Regions from separate parts of the Homo sapiens genome. Here region 2 is linked to region 1. The links are chromatin contacts, found by Hi-C or POLR2A ChIA-PET in ENCODE. All regions are on one chromosome and are shown on one strand. The core of a region is the stretch at or near the end of the contact, and the rest is flanking DNA. Distances in the headings are between cores, read along the strand shown.

Region 1 (7,426 bases), core at 4,927-7,426:
GAGGTCTGTCCCATTGGCTCCTTGGCTCAGGCACCAAGGGCAGCCCTGCTCGCCCTCATTCCGAGCTGCCCAGCAGCCCTGGCCTTGGGGCCGCTTCTGTGCACTGACTGGGGCCAGCACAGGCCTTTCTGCCCACAAGCCCCTGAGGATACTTGGTCCCAGCAGCGGGGCCCCTGCCTCACCCAGCATTCCCCCTCAGAGGTCAGAGGGGCCTGGCCCCAGCCCCCGGTGCCCACACCCTCCATGGCTGTTAGGATTTTAATTACAGAACTAAAAAATAAAAATAAATAAAAAACCAAAAGAGGAAGTCAGCTTACCTTACAGAAAAGGAAAGGTGAGAAGGGGAGGGAGTGAGGAAGGAAGAGAGAGAGAGAAAACAAGATTTGTGTTGGTTCGGGCAGGGGCGCAAGACTGCGGGCCCAGGACTCACAGGTCACCAGTCCTGGACCACGCTCACCAAAAAGAGCCAGGGCCATGCGGCCAGCCGGTACAGCAGGGTTAGAGAGGCAGCCAGGCTGGAGCCAAGGGGATGACGACATGGGAAGTGTGAGGATGCTTGCCCCCGGGCCAAGCCGGGAAGGAAGGTGGCACAGCAATCCCCCATCCCTCCCCCACCGCCTGGCTCCAGGACCCTGGCTGGCCAGGCCATGAAATTGGGTCCTCCTGCCTGGGGATCCCGTGCTGCCCATGCAGGCCTGGGTGGGGACAGACAGGCACGTTTCAACCTAGGACTGCAGCGCTTCTCAAATGGGATCCTCCCCCAACCCCAGCAGCAGCAGCAGCAGCAGAATCGCCCTGTACAGTCAGAAATGCAAATTCCCAGGCCCACCCCGCCCTCCTGAGCCAGAACTTCTGCAGGGCTGGACATCTGTTCCATAAGCCCTCCCGGTGGTTCTGACGCTGGGTGCTCCAGGTTGCCGTGGAGATCAGGAGGCTGCACCCCGCAGGGCATAGACAGGCCTGGGCCTGCTGCCTGCTGACCACCCCCTCCCTGTCCAAATGCCCAGTGCTGCCTCCTCCATGGCTCTGGCCCCTCCTGGGCTCTGTGGGGACTGGGGTTGTGCCTGCGCAGTGGCTGCACGTGGCCCTGCGGACCCCATGTGCAGTGGGCACACACTTTCTATTCCCAGCCTCCCCTTCCTCACAGATCTCTTAACTCTCAACAATTTTGTATCCAGCCCAGGAGTCCCTCCCAGGATCCATGGAGAAGTAGAGGGGCCTCAGGCATCACTCTCCGTCCCCAGGCCTAAGGCCCCTCCTGGTGAAGCTGAGCACAGCGCCACCTCCCTGATGTCCCAAGGCAGCCCTGCCCAGTGAGTTCCCAGGACCAGAAATGCCGACTGCCCACTTCCCTATAGCACAGACTGAAAACCCTCCCCCTCGCTGCAGCTCAAATCTGCTTCCCTGTGGCTCAAATCTGCTTCCCTGTAACTTGCTATGGAGGGAGAGTCCTGAAGACTTGGAACTCAGGGTTCCAGGACCCCCACAGTCCCCTCTCCTGTCTGTGCATCCCACCCTCTCAGCTCCCCTCCCATCTCCAGTACACACAACTCATCCCAGAAACACCCGCCCAGTGCCAGCCAGCCTGAGGCTGCAGCTGAGGGATCCTGTCCTTGCTGGTGACCAGCTGCCCGACACAGCTGGGGGACGGGCTCCTCCTAGGAGCCTGAGGAAGGAAGCATCCAGCCTCGCCTTGAGGACATTTGTCGTGGGGAGCTGAACAGGCAAGGAAGGGACCCAGTCCCTTCCAGAAACACACATTTCAAAAAGCTGTGGCCAACTGAAGCAGGCGGTTTCAGAAGGCTAGTTCCACCCCACCCCCGAGGGGACAGTCAGGCACGTAGCCTCCGCCAACCCAGCGGTACTTCCAGCCAGGCTCTGCATTGGAACCGGGGCCAGCATGGCACCCTAGGCAGCAGCAGAACTGAGCTCTTTCCCCGGGCATGTCCTCAGAAGATTCTCACAGGAAAGGAGGCACCACAGTTAGGCCCATCGGCGGGGCTGGCAGAGACCCCGGACAGTCCTTGGTACTAAGAGGGTTCTATTTAGATCCTTGAGTCTATCAAAACCTGCATTTCCAAACTATGCTACTGGAGATGTACCACAGCAGCAGTGGGAAATAAAAAGACAGAAGTTCACAGTCCAGTGGGCAGCAAATGCCACGTACAAACCAGCCCTCCTCGAAGGACTCAGGCCGACGCTGCCATCAGAGCTCTGGGAAGCCCTGCAGCAGACGTCCCTGTTGTCTCAGTCAGTTCCCAAACATCCTTCCTTGTGAACCCGCTTTTAAAACAATCGCTTGTGCACGCCTTGGGCGCAGTGTGGGGTGCATGGGCCCGGCCCTCCTGAGTGCATGGCTCCCGGCCAACCATTTTTTGGGGGGCTGCTCATTTCACATCTCTGCCTGGGACTAACTCCAGATTCACCGTGGCCAGAGTCCTGTCGATGCCCATCTACACTAGCATTCAAGGGCACGGGAACTTCCTTTCTGTGTCTCAAGTTCAAAGCATGCGTTAGGTGCCGCAGGAGCCCAGGGTAGGCGGAGCAGTCACAGGCATCTCAGACACCTGGGTTGGGGGTTCTGCAGGCCTCTGTGGGACAAGGAGAGACCCTCTGCCCTCCATCCTGGGAAGGCACTGCCCATTCCCGGGTCTCCAGGCCGGGGCAACTGCTGCCACCCTGCAGCTGGCCGGACACTGGGTCTCCTATGCCCTTACACCTGATCAATGCAGGAGAGACCACAGAGGCCAAACTGAAGCACACTCGACAGACGGGGTCTCTCTGCGGGCCGAGGGGGCTATGCCACATGGGCTGGTACCAGACTCTGACTGGATGGTACTAGACTCAGCTGCCATTGGCAGAGAACTGAGCTCCATGCTCACTGCCGTGTGATATGGCTGAGCTGGGCTGACCTAGCAGGATGGGTGGTCCTCTCAGCCCTGCCTCTGCCTTGTCCCCTTAGCTGGTCACCCAGGACAGCCATGCTGGGCTCTGTCCACATGCACTGACCACCCTCCAGGACAGAGCTGCTCTCGGCGCCCAGGGTGGAGCCACACATGCAGGGCCTCATGCACCGTCGCCCCACGTTCACTTGCAGACAGGCGGGCATTGCAGCGGGAGCCCCGGGCACAGGGCAGCGTAGAGGCAGCTGTCTCTCAGCACTGTCCCCTGGGCAGCAGTGCCTCCCCAGAAGCCACTAGCCTCACTCTTTTCTAATCACAGCCCCCTCCCGCCTGCGCTCTGGAAAGGCCTGTCAAATGGAGAAGACGTGGGAGGGCTCTCCCGGGGTGCTGCCTGCTAGACACGTCCACTGGGCTCATGGGAGGAGAATAGACTGCCCTCCCCGAGGACGCCCTGGGCCTCCCCAGAAGGAGGGTTCTCTGGCTGGGAAGGCCAGGCTGCTCACCCTGTGGGTCATGAGGAGGCCTGGGGAAGGCAGTCTCCAGCACCCTGGAACCTCTGCCGGGTCCCCAGCCCACGTTGGAGGCACCGACAGGGAACTCAGCAGCTCAGCCCAGGGAGGATCTGGGGTCACCCCTGTAGCCCTCTGTGTTCTGTGGCCAGGCGTTGTCAGCTTGGCCTGCCCTAAGCTCTCACCAGCCTTCAGCTCAGGCTGGAGCTGCAAGGAGGTCTTGGGGTCGCCTAGCCCTCATGGGGTCTGCCCATGGTCACAAGCCAGCAGGTGGGCAGAAGCCAACTTGGGCCTCTGGCTCTGGCCCCGCACAGCCCAGAGGAGCAGGTGGCCAGTGCCGGCCTTTTCCCTCACAGGGTTTGAGGCCAGGGGAGGAGGACTTTGCAGAAACAACCCAAGAGGAAGCCTTGAAAGTCTCCTCAGGGTGCATAAAACCCTCACCCACTCCAGAGCGGCTTGTCCTGGGGGGATGCTCAGGGCAGACATGCATGTGTAGGACTCAGCAGCACAGACCACCGTCTCCATGCGGCCCCAGAGGGGCAGGGTGTGTGTCTGCCCCAAGGGCCTCTGCCTCTCTGGCTCTGCTCCTCAAGGCTCTCCTTTCAGGATTCAGACCCCCCAGCAGCAGGCCCAGTGGCTCCCTGTGGGCCCAGGCCATTCTTAATGGGGGTCTCCGGACCCCCAGACCTCGGGGGCCAGGACCAGAAGGGCTTGGTGTAGCCCAGGGGCCACCTAGCCCAGCCCCTCCTCTTACAGGCGAGGAGCCTTGGGGGCTGCCTCCCTGCCCTTGTGGTGGGCTCTGCTGGGATGTGACCACACGGGAGCAGGGGCTCCCGGGGGCCTGGCGGCCTCTGGGGCGGCTCTGGAGCCCGGCCAGCGGCTGCGTGCAGCAGGGGGCTGCATGCTGGCAGGAGGGACGGGCGGGAGCGGGCGGGACGCTGGTCGAGACACATCTACCTTGTTCCACCAGCCCCATGGTGGTGCCGGAGGCCGCGGTGGACATTGTGGCCGGAGCGGTGGTCTGTCTGCCCACTGTTAGCACCGGGTTAGAGACGAGGGGAAGGGAGGGGTGGGCGGACACAGACGAGGGGTGGGCGAGGTAAGGGAAGAAAAGAGACAAAGGAAGCAGAAGAAGATTAGAGTTAAAGTTTAGGTGACAGATGGTTCCAGAATCCTTTGCTCAAGAGAGTGAAAACAAGATTGGACTGATTGACACGGAAAAGCATTTGCCTCCTTTCTCCTTAGAAAACCCCAGTGGGGGCTTCTCATGCCCAAAGGGTGTGGTGAGCACACAGCAGACAGGACAGTCCTATTAGTGTTGGTGTGACCGTGTGCACGCGTTCCCGGCATTACAGCATCACAGCAAAAGTAACAGGATGGCGGGTGGGGGGCACCAGATGCAAACGGACAACGAGAGAGACGGATCACAGACGCTCGCACACGGAGTGTCGGACGACGGAGAAGCCACAGGTACAGCTTGTCCAGACCTGGGCTGCCGGCTCCACTCCGGGGCTAACATCATGCCCGATGGGTCTGCCAGCGCCCTGGGCCTCAGGGGTCTATAACAGACCCCACCCCCCTGCCAAGAGAACTTGCTTCCCAACCACCCACCCTGAGCAGCCGGGACAGGAGGCTGCAGCTCATCCAGAACTTGGAAGGAGGCCCCCGAGCCTCCCGCATCACCCCGCATCCCTTCTGCCCACCTCCCGCACAAAACACAATGTTCAGAGCACTCAAAATGACAAGGAGGCCACATAGATGCCCGACAAACGCCTGGACAGACACACACGATGCTGTGAGCCCCAGTGGGGCAGCACAGACGCTCGTGTTCAGGGGGTGGAGGGACACAGACCCAGCACGAAGGTGATGGCCTCGGGGGGCTGGACCCTGTGGTATCACCCAAGGTGGGAGCCCAGCGGGGCCAGGTGGGCAGTGGGTCTCAGAGCTGAGGGCAGACGCCGAGGGCAGGCCTGCCGCAGAGGAGGAGTGGAGAGGCTGGTGAGGAAGGAGGCGCTCTCCTGCGTGGGCCAGCAGGGAGGGGGCAGCGCCTGTCTCCCTGGAGAAGAAAGGCTCACCTGAGAAATTCCGTGTGGCCAGCATGGTGGTGAGGATGGCTCCCTGGGGAGAGACACAGATAAAACCGGGGCTATCCCATCAGTGTTCCCTGCTGGCTTCTGGCCAGGATAAGACCCCTGTCCTCCTGCCCAGATGCTCAGCCTCATTGTCATGAGGCTGACATGACCTCAGCCTTCCAGAGAGGCAAGAGCTCCAGGAAGCCAGCAGCCGCACTGAGACAGATCACCTATTTCCAGAACTACACACACCCTGGGCCTAAACCTGTTGACCAACTACAGCTTCTAGCTGCTTCAAGACCCCTCAAGCCTCAGGGGTCACCAGAACAGCTGGTCACCACGGCAGCTCCTCTGGGGTCCAGCTCCCTGACAGCCCCTTCTTTTCCTGACAGGCTCAGACAGGGCAACAGTCCTGGGGCTTCCGGGGAGAACTGCTCAGAGACCAGCAGAGGGCAGTCAGGCAACAAGTCCCCATCCCGGAACCCACAAGTAGAGGGACTGCCAGTGTGCGGTCACCGGAGCCAGCCCTGACCAAAGCAGGCAGGTTGGATACCCTACTGGGACCCACCTCCCTCCCAGAACTCCCCCAGCCCACCCAAGACCAGTGTGTGTGGCTCTGCTCTCCTTACCAAACCTGTCTGAGCCGGAAGCTTCGGACTTGCTTGTACTAAACAGTGTGACTGCCAGAGGGTGAGTGCTGCCTGCAGAGCCCGGGTGAGGAGCCCACAGCGAGCGCTTCAGGACAGCTCCTCCAAGGGCTGCTAGGAGGTGGCACAGACAACTAGGAGGAGCCACACCTGGCCCAGGGCCCCTCTGGACTCATTCCCAAGCTGGCCTGAGTTCACCTGATGCATCCAGTCTGGGACTTGCTAACAGTCAGTCTTGGGGGCAGCAGTAACCCCTAGGTCTGCCCAGACCCCCCAAGGCCCCCCTGCTCCAGCCCAGAGGGACACAGAGAAGCATGGCCGTGCCTGGGACTAGGGGCCAGGGCCTCACCTTGAGCTTTCTCCTGGCATTGAACTTTTTCAGACACTCCACAGTCTCCTGTCTGTGCATCATGGATGCTACCGTGGAGCGTTGCTGTGGGGAAATGGGTGGTCATATGGCAGCCGAGCCCGAGGCACAGGGGAGAGGCCAGGGTGGCAAGGCTTGTGGCACCCTGGGGTCCCCACTTGCCAAGAGCCACCGGCCACCATTGCGGCAAGGGTTGTCTGTCCCCACCCGCCTGGGACTTCAAGACTCGTCTCTCCCTTGCCTCGTCCACTCTGCCCCTCACAGACAGGACTGCAGTTGGGAGGAAGGGATCACCTCTACCCTCTAATGCCTTCCAAGCCCCAGGCCTCACAAACGTGCTGGTATGTCCCAAGCCAGAGGCCACAAGGAGCACCCAGGGGACCCAAGGGAGCTCTTGGATGTCAGGAACAGGACCCTCTTGGGGTCCTTGCCAGGGGAGTGGTCTGAGGCCATCTCCACCAGGAGCCCCCTCCCCACCATGGGCACCAAGGGCGACTCACGCAGACCCACGGGTGCTTCAGGGCCTCATGGGCTGTGATGCGCTTGGCAGGGTTGATGGTCAGCATCTGGTTGATGAGGTTTTTGGCTTCAGGAGTGACGGTGTCCCACTCAGGGGACGGGAACTGCAGAAGGAAACAGCGCCCCGGCCGGGCCTGAAGCTCCCTCTCAGGCAGGGGCAAGAATTCTCCAAGGGGCTTCATCTCCAGCCACGAATCTGGGAGAGCAGGACCCAGGACCTGGCCACAGGTGGCTTCACCCCACTCCTAGCCTCTTCCCACGCTGCCCTCACCCGGCCACACCTGGAGGAAGGGAGCTCATCAGAGAGGGGCTGGTGCACTCACGTCATAGGCACCAGCCTTGATCTGCTGGTACAGCTTGTGCTGGTCCTCGTCCCAGAAGGGTGGGTAGCCCACGAGCAGGATGTACA
Region 2 (6,952 bases), core at 2,585-5,084, 37 kb after region 1:
AGACAATGGAAACATCGTGACCTCAGAGCCGCTGTGCAGACCTGTCACAGGACTGCAGCTTCTGGCCCTGGGGACAGAGGACCGTGGCTGCCCACAGGGGAGACACACAACCAGGGCCCCCAGGACCTTCCAGGGCTCCCTGCAGCTGTTCCCCCTCGAGCTTTGCCCTGGATCTCCAGCTCTCCAGACTTTCCCATCAGCAGCCAGACCAGCACAACAGAGACCAAAGCTCTGCCATTCCCAAGCTCGGTTCCCACCCAGGCCTCAAACCCGCACCTTTCGGGCTTCCCCGCTCCTGCCCAAGTCGTCCCGGGCACCTGGGCACTCCGAATCCCCTTCTCCTTCCATCGGTGGTCACTACCACTCCCCAACCAGCTCAGTCCTTAAGTGGAATCTTCAAAACACTCTTCTCCTCCCACCTGTTCAACTCTGTTTATTAAGGAGGTACTATGTGCAAAGCAGGAGGCCTGCCCTTGCTGGGCCTACAGTCTGCTGGCGGGTGGCCTGGAGGGAGCAAGGGGCGGTGAGCAGGAAGGACCAGGGGAGGGGGCTGTGCCCACACTGGCAGAACCAGGTCTTCAAACCTTGGGCCCACAGGCTGTGGGTTCAGCCATCTCCCCAATCCTCACTCACCTCCTGGAACCGGCAGAGCCTGGAAGTAAGGATCCCACCAGATGTGGGAACTGTCAGTGCTAGAAAAGCCAGGCAGCATGGAGGGCAACCCTCCATCTATTTTACAGAAAAGAGGAGTGAGGCAGGGAGGCGATGGTCTTTAGGGGCCAGAACCCAGCTCCCAGGTCTCCCCTCTGCCGGGAGCCTTTTCTGCCACTGACAAGCCCCTGACCCTGCAAGATGAGTGGCTGGAAATGCGGAAGGACGCAAAGGGGTCCTCCGTGACAACTCCTCCCCTCCCCTCCCTCCCTTCCCTGGCTCAGGGGTTCCTCCCTCACCCCCTCCAAATGCCAACAGGGTGGGCCCTGCTCCTGCATCCAGTTCAGGATGCATTTGTCTTCCCCAGGGGTCATGGAGGCTCAGGAACCTGGCATTGGACCCTGACCGGCAGGTTTTGGGACTCGGTGTCTACACAGGGCCACACCCAGAACCAGAGAGCAGGAGGTCATGATGCTGCCCACCCTTTCTCCACCTGACAGATGGGGCCAGCAAGGGCCAGCACCCTCCGCGCAGCCCGGCTCCCTGTTCTCCTGGTCCTCTTCAGGGCCGCTTTCTAGAAGCCTTCGATTAAACCAATTCAGTTTCCAAAGTAATGACAAAGTCCTGTCTCTTAACAGTCTGGCTGAGCATTGCCAGATAAAACACAGGGTGCCCAGTTAAATGACAAAGGACAAAATTTGTTTTCGGTATAAGTTTGTCTCAATTTCAGATACACAACAAATAATTTTTAGTTTAAGTAAGTGTGTCCCACGCAATTTGGGACACACAGTGCTTATTTTACATCTTTTGATTGTAAATCATACTTAACTGCTAAATCCAGCAGCCTAGCCTCGTTCCTTCATTGCTCCTAGGTGGCCCTCCCCCTGGGAGGGGCAGGCATGCGGTGCCCCCACTGAGCCCCCAGAAGGCCTGCCTCCCAGCTCCCCTAACTCCTTCTGTACCTGGATGCAGGGTCCCTTCCCCATAATCCCAATTCAGGGACCATCCCCATCCTGTTGAAGGCTGACCCTGGGGCAGGGGAGGGGGCGTTTCCCAGGGATTCCCCCAATTCCTGGCCACCCTCCAAATCCCTAGAGAGCAAACTTAAAGGCAGAGTGGGCCAAGAGTTCGGTGGGGGTCCAAGCTCTAAAGCTGTTCCCTCAGGCTGGAAGCCACCCAGGGAGGTTAGGGTAGGGAAGCAGAGGAGGTCTCCCAGCAGGGAGGAGGTGGGGAGAGAAGCCAGAGGGGAAAGAGGGGCAGGGGGAGGGGAGAAGAGAGGAGGGCAGGGCCCCTGAGCCGGGGAGGAGGGAAAGGGGCGGGTCTCCAGGCTGGGAGGGGAGGGTCCCTGGGCTGGGAGGGGTGCTGCTGCCACAGGCGCATGCTCAGCTGTCCCTGCAATGCGGCGCCTTGTCCTCTATTAACCCAGTTCCGCGGATTCTGCCGACCAGGCACTCATTATCCCCCTGAGCAGGGGTCGTTTTCTGGCTGTGGATTGCGCGGGAGCCACAAGAAAACTGCAGTACCGGCTGCAGTAGGAAAGCCCCGGAGGCAGCACCCCCCCGCCACCCACTGCACAAAGGGGTCCCAGGCAGGCAGGCTTCTGGCTGGGGAAAGGGGGGGCGTGCAGGCTTCCCTGGGGTGCGGGCTCAGCCCCAGCCCCAATGATCAGAGACCTCAAGATGGTCCCTGTCCATCATGCCTTTGGGCAGGGAGTGTCCCCCCAAGACAGAAGGGTCCCTGGGGAGACCAGGTGCCCCAGAAAGGGAGCTGGGGTGAGCTGCGCATGGGCCTGCAGGCAGGAAGAGGACAGTGGTGATACTGATCTCTCTGTGGGGTGAGCCTCGGGCCTGGGAGGTGAGCCCCACTTGTGAGGTCAGCCCCACCTGGGAGCCCCACGCTGGCCGAACCCTCGGCCTGCCTCAGCTGGGTGAAATCTAGAGTCCTCCACATCCCGGCTCTGCTAACCACCAGCTAGGGGACCCCGTCCACCTCTCAGCTTCTTCGGGACTCAGCTTTCCCCCCATGTGAAAGGGGAGCCCACGCTCAGCTCAGAGGGTGGGAGGACATGAGACAGCGTCGATGATGCCAGGAGCTCCACCCTGAGCTGAAGGGCCATTCCAGGGCACGGACCCTGCACCAGGCTCTCCACAGCATGGGCCGCTAACCAGGGTCACCCCGCTGCACTGCTTCCTACGCACGCTTCCCTCTACACAGGGCGTCCAACAAGGCACAACAAAACTGTCCCCAAAAGAACAGCCGTTCATTGTGGACAATGAGCAGCAGGGGCTGGGCAAGCGGGCGGGGGGTTGGGGTAGGGGGTAGATAACAACAAGACATGTTTTAAGACTTGTGTGCCTAATGATCTCTTTACCCCCGTCAATTAATTTCCTCTAACTGCTTTTGTTAACAGTAGTTTAATAATCTCTCATTATTCAGTACATTCACCAACTTTGAATGTCTCACAATCCTCCATTTAATTAAGTATTAAATATTAAAAAATCGAACTGTTACAGCTTTGGCACCAGCTGGTGCAGTTCTGCAGTGTCCGCGTGGCCGAGTATTTCGGTAAGTGGGGGCCTGAGTGTTTCTGGAGTGGCATCCTCCTTCCTGGAGCTGCATGCTACCAGCCGCTTCTCATCACCAGGAGCCTTGAAGGACCAAGGCCGCCCTGCTCGGGCCCGGACATGAGTGAGTGTGGGGACACAGCACTCCTAGTGACTCTCAAGGAGTGAGCGAGGCCCCTCCACTGGCGCTAGACCCAAATCAGGGGTGAAATGCAGCCGGGGAGGCTGCTGGAGCCTCCCCCACAAGGCCCAAGGGCCCAGAATCCTTCTCCCCCACCAACCCTTGCTCTCTGGGTCCCCTCCCCATCCCCCACCTCCCTGAATAGCAGGGGGGAAGGCCATTGCTCTCTGGGTCCCCTCTCCATCCCCCACCTCCCTGAATAGCAGGGGGGAAGGCCATTGCTCTCTGGGTCCCCTCTCCATCCTCTACCTCCCTGAATAGCAGTGGGGAAGGCCATTTTGGGGAAGCCCCTGCCCCACCACGATGGGAAGGAGAGAGCCAGACACCCAGGCAGAGCCTGGGCCCAGCCCCTGGTTAGGAAGGGTGTTATGCTCTCCCACGTTTTCACAGGCTCTGGGCTGGGAGCCAGGAGGCCATCAGATGAACCAGCTGCATCTGCCCTCAAGGAGCACATGGTCAGTTGAGAAACAGCCAGGGGCGCCTGCCATGGGGCCTGGGGAGTTCCAGGCAGGGTGGCAGGCTGCCCGTGGGACGATCCAGGACAGCTTCATGGAGGAGGGGGCCCTGGGGCCTGCAGGTTGGGTGGGCCAGACGACACCAGAAAGCTACTGGGTATTCACGAGGGGTCCTCCGCAGCAGGACGCAGAGGGTCTGGCCAGGAAGGGAGGCAGCGATGTGGAGAGGGATGGTCTCAGAGCTTTGCAACATCCCTGTGAGGTAGATACTTTACAGCTGGGGAAACTGAGGTCTAGGATGACTGAGTAACCTGGCCACGGTCAGACAGCTGGGCAGTCAGGGTTGAAGCAGGACATTCACCTGGAGGTGCGTGTCCCACAGTGAAGCTCTGGGGCTCCATCCAAGACCCCATCCCTCACCTCCCCCATTCCTCCTCAGCTAGGAAAGCCCAAAGGGCCTGGGAGGGTTGGGGAACCTCAGGTCCCCGCATGGGGGAGGCAGCCCAGGGCAGCAGAGGCCACAGGACAGAGCACCCAGACTGAGATGGGTGGTGAGTGCAGGATTCTGCCTGCAGAAGAGGGCCAGGAGGAAGTGCCAAGCATCCTTCCTCTACGGTCTCAGCAGACCGTCCAGCGCTGTCACCGCCCACCCCAAGAGGCAGGCTGGGGGCAGGAGAGGGGACACCAAAGCAACACCCACAGCATCTGGGCAAGGCCAGCTCTGTCTGGGTCATTTTCTGGAGACCCAGATTTCAACTCCAAGGGGATGAGGTTCCCTCAAAGCCGGGGTGGTAGGGCCAGCTCCCTCATCAAGAGTTCTGAGGCTCCACTGTGATCTATGCTGTGTGGCTACAGCGGGGCCCCCGGGGTGTGAACTGCACACCTCAGGGATGCTACCCAGGAGCAGGACTCAAGCACCAAGGGCAGACAACCCAATTGTGCAGGGCCGTGTGACCCAAAGGTTCAATTCTGAGGAAACCTCTGAATCATTAGAAACACAAACACAGGCTGCATATGAGATGGTATCAAGGAATTACTGTCCATTTTTCAGAATGATAAAGCTCCTGTGGCTGTTTTTGGAACCCTTTTCTGCTAGGGATGCATGCTGAGATATTTATGCACTGAATGGTAAACATCCCAGGGTCTGGGGCCCAGATGGAACAAGACTGGCTAAGAATTGATAACTGTTGAAGCTGGGTTCGTTCTATCATTTTCTCTGTATTTGGGAGTGTTTGAAATTTTCCACCATAAAAAGTTAAATAGGAAAAAAATGCCCAAGAAAATGGCAGGGTGAGGCTGTGCAGCCCTGGGCGGAGGGCCTGTGTACAACTCGAGGCAAAGCAGAAAGGGGTCGGCCTGCCCTCTGGAGCCACACACGGCTGGGTATCCCTGCCCCTGCCCAGAGAGGCATCCTGCGGGAAGGTCACAGCAGGGAGCTGGCTGCTGAGAATGCCAGGCAGCCCCCTGGCTGGCTACCCCTTCCTCCCACCACCCTACCCAGCTTGCATCGAATGAGTAAACAGGCTAGGCATACAGCTTGAGAGGCACAAGCACCTGGGAGCAAGGCCTGTGATGAGCCACAGGGCAACACAAAGCAGCTCAGCTCTGCAGCTTGTGTGGTCAGCAGGGTCTCCAGGGCGCAGCCATCCTCTCACTCAGATTCCCACTACCCTAAATCCTTCTGACTCATAGAGCACTTTGAGAATATAAATAGGGGTTGTGAGGTTAATTTAGAGGAGCTATGTAATTCCACAAAAACATACTCGGGTAGTTTTCTGCTTGACCCTAACAAACTCCTACTCATCCCTCAACGCCCATGCAACACAACTTTTGGAGTGAACGAGCACAAGACAGGTCAGTGGCAGCGCAACTCCACTTTTAGGACTGCCTCAGGACTGCCTCTCCCAGGCCCCACCCAGCACACAGCGTCGTAGCTGCTGGTTTCAGGGTGTATCTGCTCATCTCTGTGTCCTCCGTGTAAACCTGTTACATGAGTGAGAGTCTATGTCTAGGGTGTGTCTAAAGGGGTTCCTCTCTCCTCCTCCCGAGGTCTCGCACAATTGAGGAACGAGACAGAATGTGCAGAGGGGCCAGGAAGCCCTGGGTCTGACATGCCCCATGGTCCCTGGCCGAGGAGAAGCAGGCAGAGACAAAGTGATCCCAAAGGAGAGGCTGGCAGCACTGTGCTGCCCTGCATGGGCCCACAGGTGTGGGCCTGGTATCCAGGAGGGAGGGAAGGCCCCACGGGTCTCAATCTGTGGAGAGAGGGGCCACACTACACACATATGTCACCAGGCCACAGGGCACGAGGTGGTGCTACCTCACACGTATGGCCCTGGGAAGTGCATGTCAGAGCTGTGGGTCTAGGTGGACAAGGCTTTGGAGGCCCCTGATAAGGAAGGGCCCGAGGTGGGTGGGGGTGGCTGCTGACCTTCACGGACAGATGGAAAAGCAGGAGGGAGACAGCCAGCTATGGATTCTGGTTTCCTAAGCTAATAAATTTGCACAGGCTTTTAAAACACCAAGTTGACCAGCAAGCAACATTTTTGCCAAACTCAATTCACTGACACATGTCACGGAGCTTCTCCTGAGTGTGGGGTCTCAGTGGCTCTGCCAACGTCATCAGGAATTAGCTACAGCCAGAAAAGTAGCAGCCTTCGTTCAACAGAACATCACACAGCAGTGGGAAGGGATCCATCCCACAGACACACCCCAGAACATCACCCGAGCACAAGACAGGTCACAGCGGCAGCGCAACTCCACTTTCAGGCTCAGACACAAGCAGGTGAAACGCCCATGTGGCAAAACAACAGAGAAACGAGGCAGGGATGAGCATAAAACCAGGAGAGGGATGAGGGGAAGGGGGTGCCTGGAAGGCTCCAACATGAAGTGTTTGAGGTTCCTGCTCTTCCTGGCTTAGGGACCCCACCTTTGTGCTGGGTGATACTCCCCCCACCCCCAGAACATTTCACTCTAGTGCCTCCACCAGTGCCAGCCACAGAACGTCAGGGAACACAGAAGCCTCCTGGGCTCACCAAGCCGTGCACACAGCAACCACGCGGGAGGCGCTGGCTTTAACATGACTGCTGTCATCGCAGGGT

Evidence for each region. A loop is a pair of places that touch in the nucleus more often than their neighbours do. ChIA-PET counts read pairs that join two places held with the same protein, here RNA polymerase II (POLR2A). Pooled maps may share reads with other maps.
Region 2: a loop to region 1 is called in a map with no recorded cell type, with 6 times the contacts of the local background. The contact joins two enhancer-like sites. A Hi-C loop is called at or near these places in 4 of 168 maps with a recorded cell type or tissue (endothelial cell of hepatic sinusoid, gastrocnemius medialis, heart left ventricle and 1 more), 2 of 37 single-sample maps with no recorded cell type and 11 of 50 pooled maps. POLR2A ChIA-PET finds 5 or more read pairs at or near these places in 2 of 52 experiments (K562 and Panc1).

What each region holds. Positions count from the first base shown.
Region 1 is chr7:44,235,220-44,242,645 of GRCh38, forward strand. It overlaps CAMK2B (calcium/calmodulin dependent protein kinase II beta), which reads right to left. Exons shown (of 24, transcript NM_001220.5): 9 at 7,341-7,426; 10 at 6,999-7,121; 11 at 6,481-6,564; 12 at 5,488-5,530; 13 at 4,370-4,444. Among named protein-coding and RNA genes, the nearest start is that of YKT6, 38 kb to the left of the region's middle. RefSeq lists enhancers at 507-1,390, 5,658-5,857, 6,018-6,087, 6,108-6,207. Within about 2 kb of position 6,177, at least 2 of the 41 ENCODE cell types and tissues checked have a DNase peak (open chromatin) inside an H3K27ac peak, as active enhancers do.
Region 2 is chr7:44,274,222-44,281,173 of GRCh38, forward strand. The region is part of intron 2 of CAMK2B (calcium/calmodulin dependent protein kinase II beta); the gene reads right to left. Among named protein-coding and RNA genes, the nearest start is that of CAMK2B, 48 kb to the right of the region's middle. Within about 2 kb of position 3,835, at least 3 of the 41 ENCODE cell types and tissues checked have a DNase peak (open chromatin) inside an H3K27ac peak, as active enhancers do.